Regions from separate parts of the Homo sapiens genome. Here all the other regions are linked to region 1. The links are chromatin loops, found by intact Hi-C in ENCODE. Cell type or tissue: B cell. All regions are shown on one strand. Region 1 holds the start of SPATA7 (spermatogenesis associated 7). Region 2 holds the start of GPR65 (G protein-coupled receptor 65). Region 3 overlaps GALC (galactosylceramidase).

Region 1 (2,500 bases):
TGTCAGAATAGTTTGCTGATCAATGAATAGTTATCTCCTACATTCGGAGTAGCACTTATTTTGATCAATGACTATATAATAAAGGCAGACTCATTCAAAGAAAGACATCAAGGAATCATCTAGCAGCTTGGTTTAAAGGCAGTCTTTTAAATAGATAAAAACACTGAATTGGGAGGGGCGGGGAGTCTATAAAGATTGCCTCATTTGACTCGAGGAAAGAATGATACTGGCTCAGAAAGTGTGAAAATGCAAATTATTTGGTTTGGGCCGATTTGTAGATATTTAAGATTGTATTTCCCCACCCCCAACCCCACCACATGATGTCCACCTGACTCAAGAAATCAGTAGAGAACAGGTGTATATGGTGAGTACGGATTGCTGCTAAAACTGCAGTCCGCTGACCAGCAACACCGCATTACTTGGAATTTATTATAAATGCAAAATCTCAGCCACCCCCAAGGGACCTACTGAATCATAATCTGCATTTTAACATGACCCTGAGGGGATTCCTATTCACAGAAAGTTACAGAAACCCTGGGTTACTCAGTAGCTTTGGGGGAGGTAGTTCGTTACTGGGAGATTTCGTATTTACTGACCACTTCAAATGCGCCAGGATCTTCTCTATATTATCTGCATTTAATCCTCAAGAACTCCATGGCCTGGGTATTTGACCCTCACGTTCAAGAGATAAGAAAACTGAGGGTCGTCTCCATGGAGAGCAGAGGGGTTTGATTTGGGGCCCGGGGAGGTCTGACTCCAAAGACCAAACCTGGTTCCTCTGCCTGGGAGCTACTGAGGTTTTAAAGGCTGCACGACCCTGAGTTCAGGAGACAGGGGCCCCTGGTGTCAGGGCGACAAATTCAGGGCAAAGAAGCGGACCTGCGAGGCTGGCAAGCAGGCTCTCCCTCTTCCTTTGCGCAGGCCTGGGCAGCTCCAGGCAACACTGGCGACTCAGCCAGGGGTAGGAAGCGCCCCAAGGGGCGGCCTTGCACTCAGCTGCCCGGACCCGAGGCTGGGAGCGCCGCCTGGAGCGAGGGGCGAGGCGGCGGTAGCCCCTGACAGCTGCCCTTTACCTCTCCGGCTGCCATCCATGCTTAGTCCTCTTGCAGCCGCCGCAGGGACACGCTGTATCCCCTTCGGTCCTTCCCGCGGCCGGGCCCAGCCCCGGCAGTGGAGGACTGGAAAAGAGGAGCCGACGGGGGCTGCAGCAGCAGGGAAACCGTTGCCAGGCCGTTGCTAAGGGCTGGGTCCAGTGAGTCGCTATTGTGACGTCACGGCGCAGGGGACGTGCGTTCCGCAGCCCCGCCTGCGGGATACCCGGTACTAGGAGGACAGTTGCGGACGGAGAGACCTGGCGGGGAAGGGGCATCGAGCCCCAGTCTGTTGCTCTGGGATCCTGCCAGTCTTCCGCAGAGCGACCTCCTGTCAGGATCCGAGTCACCAGCACCTGGCAGGCTCTGTCCCTGCGGGAAGAGCAGGGAGAGGAGGTGGACTCATCTGGCATCCACGTCCCCTGGGTCCCGGAGAAAAGTGAAACACAAATGTTAGCTGAGGTCAGGGTAACATTTAACCAGTTCCAAATAATTAAATTTCAAAGCAGTCCGTGAACTTTTGGATTAGTGAAAATCCTAGGGGTGAAAAACATCTACATATTTACATCTTAATTCTTAACCTTAATAATAAGTTTGAATTTCCTTTCTGCTCGCCAAGCTTCCCCGCTCCTGTCCCTGCCTCCCTTTTATCGTAAGTTTCAATCCATTTTTATTTATAATGGAAGAGAGCTGCAACATGAATAAGGGGTTGATTTATTGATGGCTTTCTATAATTTGTTTAATTTTGAAGCAGTTACCTTTGAATCCTTGGAAATAACGTCAGATCAGGGTAGGAAGCATTCTGTCATGTAAGACTTCTCAGCCCAAATGTCCATTGACATTTTGGGCTGGTTGTATAATTCTCTGTTGTGGGGGTGCTGTCCCTATGAACTGTTTTGTAGCATCCCTGTCCTCCGTTTACTAGAAGCAAGTAGCTTCTCAGAAGCAGACCCCACCCACTCCACCTCCAATCCTGACAGTCATAAATGTCTCCAGACATTGTGAAATATTCCCTGGGGGGCAAAATCGCAACTCTGTTGAGAACCACTGCTGTAATGAAAAGAGTCCTGGTTTTGGAACCAGATATGTAGAACTTAATTCTAAATTTTTTGCTACTTACCAGCTTGATCTTGAATTAGTTTCTAAAACTTTCTGAGCCCCAGTTTTCTCTTTTCTAATGTAGATTGTGAAAGTTGTCAGAATCAAAAATAGAGTCACATGTGTTAGAAAACCTGACAAGTGGAACTGGAGAAGGCCATGAAGGAGAGTTCTCATCCATGAATGCCTGATAATAAAACTATCACAAAATACTGCGAAAACCACAACCTTGCACAAAGACCTCCACCTTACCCAAAAAGATACTTCTATGAGGACATCTGTCCAGCAATTGTCTGTCCAACCTTGAACTG
Region 2 (2,500 bases), 380 kb after region 1:
GGACATGGGAAAATATAAGAGATATGGAGAAAAGGTGAAAAGGGTGGCATATACATAATTGGAATTCCATAAAGATCGAAAAGAGAGAATGTTGAAAAGGCAATATTCACAAAGATGATGAGCTTTCTAGAACTGATGAAGGAATCTTGAGGATGGATGAAGAATCCTCATGCATCTTCAATCCTCATGAAATCTGCAGATTTATGAAGCTTAGAAAATCCCAAATAGGATTAAAAACACAAAAATGGAAACCTATACTTAGACACATTGCAATAAAATTGCAGTTCACCAAAGACTAAGGAAAAAAGAGCCAGAGAGGAAAGATGGACTACCTATGAAGGATGGAATTTAGACGGACAAAAGACTTCTCAACAGCGATAACAGACAGCAGAAGATTAAAAGTTCCAAATTGCTAAGAAAATATATGTCATCCTATAATTATATACTCAACAGAACTAAATTTCAAGGACCAGAGCAAGAATTAGGACATTTTCAGGTAAACTACCACTCAGAACATTTACATCCAAAATCCCCACTAAAGAAACTTCTAAAGGATATAACTGAAGTAGGAAAAGGACACTAGGGTAATGTCTGCGATGCAGGAAGATTGAATCAGCCCCCGCGGATGGGACTCTGATGCACACACAACACGTCCAACACCAGGCTCATGTGTCTTGGGAAGAACACCTGAACCATGAAAACATCCTCCCCTTAAGACCAGGACCGAGAAAGTCGGGTAATGGGCAGCATGTGCCTCTTCCTCCTTTGTCCGTGTTACTCAATAGATAGTCATCATTTTCTTTAAAAATGGTATGACAGATTAAATGAAAAAATGATTTTTAGAAAGGTTTATAAAGTTTTCAATGGAATACATTTCTCTAGCTGTAAAAGCATTTCCTGCCTTGACTTAACCACAAGACAGGATGGGTTGATGAAGCAGAGGCCCTCTTCTTTGTAGTGACGCAGAGGCAGTACAGGCTTGTGGTTAAGAGCGTGGGCTCTGGAGACAATTCGAATGCCTCTCAACAGCACTCTGGGCCCATTGGTGTTTCTTCACCTCTCTAAGTTCCAGTTTTCACATGTGTAAGTTAGTACCCAGTTTCTAAGATTGTTGTGAGGGTTAAATGAAACGACATATGAAGCAAAGTTCCTAGCACATGGGAGGCATTCACTGTACGTTAGCTGGTAATATTGTTTTAATGACATTGGTAGTCTGCACCAATCTTTGTGCTGTCCCCTACATTTTCTGAAAAGAAATCATCTTTAGTCATCTAGCCACAGCATAGCAGAAAAGCTGGAGGTGCTCAGAGTGTAATTTATATGGTAACACTTCACGTATAATACTAGGCTCTGCAGATAATAGTTGTTCATTTAATTTGGGTGGATCTGAGATTTTAGTGGAATACTGTATATAATTCCTATTACAGTATTCACATATCTTTTCAGATATTATTTTGCCTCCTTTAATCAAATTTTGAGAAAATTGTTTTTAGAACAAGCACTGAGAAATTTTGGTGAGTTTTTAATTTTTTAATTTTTACCAGATGTCAAAAAAGACAATCTACAGTATATTAAAGTATATCTATTCTTGAACAGATCTAAAAATAGTACAAATCATTGATGACGATGACCAAAAGTACAATATTTTCCTACAGTGTTATAGAAAATGCTTGCTTTCATCTATCAGTTTAATAGTTACTTATTAAGACTCTACTATATATTTCAGGCACTGTGGTAGTCACTTATTAACTAATAATTATTACTTGACATTTATTAATACTGGAAATATTCTTTCCTAATATCACATTTTTTTCTGATGGATATAAAAAGTATTTACTGGACCATTGTACAGATGAGGGATTGGTGCCAGATAGCTCTAAAGCCAGGGGCTGGTAGGCTTCTTCCTAATACTGAATGAAGTTTGCCAAAGCACTGTTTCCTGAAAAGAAAATAAAGTATGAACAACCCCCTTTTTCTATATCTATGGTTTTGCCTAATTAGTTCTAAATTTAAAGTTTGGCCCTTTACCACTGCTCAAAGTAGAGGAAACCATGTGTCTTCCTCATTTCTTTCTCTCTTATCATGCTTTGCATTACCACATTTATACAGCCTAAACCAGGAAGAATGTTGCGAACATCACTGACAATTATGCCAAAGCATGTTATCTACTTTAAAATATTATTTTATTTTTTAATCTTATACTTACCCATATTTCTTCCGGTGATGTGTTTGTTGACTGAGGAGCTTGATAAATCTGTGCCTGCATCAAGTCAAGAAGAGAAACCAACACTGCTGAGGGGACAGGAAATTGCACTCATATTTCAGCACAAACCAATGAGGAAGCAGCATCTCAATGAGAAGGGTGTGCGTTATCCAAGTTTGAACAAAAAAAGTCTCTTAAATACTTTTAAAGATGTTTTTATTTATTGTTTACTGTACTGTAATTTTTATAACTCACTTGTCTCATTGCATCTTAATTACAAGTATGTACTGATATTAT
Region 3 (2,500 bases), 440 kb after region 1:
ACACAGGGTCTTTAAAATCTGTTGCTCGCTTGGTTCTCTGTTAGCAAAAGTGACTTTTGCCTTCAGTAAGTGAGGAATCTGTGTGGGATATGGCCTAGATAATGAGATTGAAGAACTGCCAGCACCAAGACCAATATTTTGTGACCCTGAAGACTAAGAGGCAATTTCAAACCTTCAAATATAAAATGTAATACTTTATGAGCTACAATATAAATTTAAAACTAAGTTAAATATTATAAGCTAGGCTCTGGAGATACTTGTTAGGGTTCTAAATGTCTCAAATGAGGTAATGAATGCAAAAACACTTGGAAAAGCATGAGGTATAAGAGCTATAAGATATGTAAAATTTCTCCTCTACAGCATTCATTATTGTAAGACTATAATTTAATTTAGTAAAACTAAAAAGGGATTGATAACTTAGGCCCAAAACTGGTTTTTGCTGCAGTTTAGAAGTAGAAGAAAATTTGTAAATTTTATGCTTGATATAGTAAACCTTTCTTATGCTCTTTTGGCAGATGATTGTGACGCATGATTTGGAACCTTGCTTGACAGATATTAGAAATAATAAAGCTATCCCTTATTGAGCCCTTGCCAGGTGCTGGCTTATGTACCTGTTATCTTTTCTTTAATTCTCTTGTCCTCCTGCAAACCTGGAAATGAAGAAACTTTAGATGCAGGGCAGTTAAATAGCTTGTCCAGGGCGACAGACTGAACTCGAATTTGAATCTAGGTCTTACTTCAAAACTCATGACCTTTCCTCTACACCAGATGCCTGGATTAAATATTATGCAGCATCTATATGTCGAACTCATCATCTTGATATTTAGTAATGATGATACAAAAATTAATGTATCTTTATTAGACCTAGGCCCTAAACTTTGGTTTAGATTTTATTTATTTATTTAAAAGCTTTCAGAAGTGTTTCAGACATACTATAAAATATCAGCAAGGAGAGCTTCTGAAGGATTTGATACTAAACAGAGAATTTCTTACATTCTGAACAGATTACCCATTTTTTAGTGAAGCTCCAAACTTTGCTGATCAAACTGGTGTATTTGAATATTTTACAAATATTGAAGACCCTGGCGAGCATCACTTCACGCTACGCCAAGTTCTCAACCAGAGACCCATTACATGGGCTGCCGATGCATCCAACACAATCAGTATTATAGGAGACTACAACTGGTAAGATTGATGTTCTCAATGTGGATCTGGCTGAAATACCCTTGTAATATTGTCAGGTACATTTTGAAGTGAAGAGTTTTCAATGGTCCTCCTATTTCAAGAACCTAATAGATGTGTAATATGTAATATTAAGGGTTGTTGAATAGTATGGTGATGACCACAAAGCTGCAAATTGTTTTGCTGCCCCAGTGTCCTTCCCTCATTTTTGCCCTATTTAATAGTGATTATTACAGGAGCAATTTGATTCCAGTATAAAAACTAAGGACTTTTGGACCCAATTATAATTTAATATTTGTTTATAAATAGACGGATTTGTGAGGTATTTTTAAGTTTTTGTTTTGCTGGAGAGTTGATTTGTTGATCTGGTGTTGCCATCTAGTGGACCAATCTTAGAATTACACCGTCTTAGCCTTATTAAAAGATTTACCAGGTGACAGTAGATGGCAATAGTAAAAAGCTAATCAGCTTTAGTCGCCTAGTGAATTTAACTTTTTATTTAGTCATCTGGTAAAGAGACAAGTTATATTATTCACATAAAATATAATGCCAAACTAAAACTTTCCCTTCCTCTTTAGTTACAGAATTTCTATGTGCTGACTTATTCCACCTGTCATGTGTTTCTTTTTCATTTTTTCCTATAACTAGTATGATTCCACTGTGGGAAAAGAAACACATACACATTCCAGGTTTAGAGCTAGTACTAGTAATACCAAGCCACCAAAAAGCCATATCCGAAGCTTGGAAACTGGAGAGGGAAGAGAAAAGAATTCTGAAAAGAGCCTTGAATTGCCTGTCTATGGAGTGTGCAGAAAGTGTTTATCCCTCCTGAAGTGCCTTACTCCCAGTTAGAAATCCTGATTCTAGTCCCAAGCTCTGACATAAGTCTTAAGAAACTTTTAGTTATCCAGAGCCCCTGGAACCCTTATAACACTATGAAGAGTTATTGAGGTGCAGTGAAGAATTCCTTCCTAATTTAGGATGACATTTGTGGCTTGTGTTTTTACGCAGAATTTCTGCTTGTCCCATTGTCTCTGAGGTGGAAACTTTACCTAGATTTTCCAGTTATGGTAGTGGAGTTCTTGGCATCCTTATTTGTGACTGATGGTCTTATTTTAAGTCCAGTGGCTGGGTTTAAGTGTCCAAGGCCTGGGTCCCATTGTTTTGATCTCCAGTTTTGAAGTCGCCGTATAGGAAACTTTTTTTTCTGTGACATCCCCTATACCCCATGCACTTGAATACCATAGAGGGCTCTTTCTAAACTCAAACTCAATCTTATTTCTGGCTGGGACTCCAAAAAGATTGAGAAGCCCCTTAA

What was found. Hi-C counts contacts between places; a loop is a spot of excess contacts. Peaks named below come from ENCODE experiments on the same cell type or tissue, not always from the same donor. Only the 100,000 strongest peaks of a DNase experiment are listed, where the experiment ranks them.
Region 2: it touches region 1 in a loop (3-fold over the local background); 42 of 110 quality-filtered maps call a loop at or near these places.
Region 3: a loop joins it to region 1, with 5 times the contacts of the local background. A loop is called at or near these places in 23 of 110 quality-filtered maps.

Annotation. Positions count from the first base shown.
Region 1 is chr14:88,384,411-88,386,910 of GRCh38, reverse strand. SPATA7 (spermatogenesis associated 7) reads right to left here and starts at 1,254. Exons shown (of 12, transcript NM_018418.5): 1 at 1,074-1,254. The coding sequence starts at 1,092. RefSeq lists enhancers at 1,062-1,381, 1,392-1,461, 1,492-1,571. In B cell, no CTCF peak of the experiment used is centred here; a DNase peak (open chromatin) is centred at 1,270; H3K4me3 peaks cover 1,929 bases; H3K27ac peaks cover 971 bases; H3K27me3 peaks cover 447 bases.
Region 2 is chr14:88,004,929-88,007,428 of GRCh38, reverse strand. It overlaps GPR65 (G protein-coupled receptor 65), which reads right to left and starts at 2,294. Exons shown (of 2, transcript NM_003608.4): 1 at 2,207-2,294. RefSeq lists enhancers at 850-909, 1,710-1,879. In B cell, no CTCF peak of the experiment used is centred here; DNase peaks (open chromatin) are centred at 988 and 2,298; H3K4me3 peaks cover 2,406 bases; H3K27ac peaks cover 2,425 bases.
Region 3 is chr14:87,944,238-87,946,737 of GRCh38, reverse strand. It overlaps GALC (galactosylceramidase), which reads left to right. Exons shown (of 17, transcript NM_000153.4): 14 at 1,005-1,185. Among named protein-coding and RNA genes, the nearest start is that of GALC, 48 kb to the left of the region's middle. In B cell, CTCF peaks have their summits at 1,311 and 1,517 (motif pointing left); a DNase peak (open chromatin) is centred at 1,557.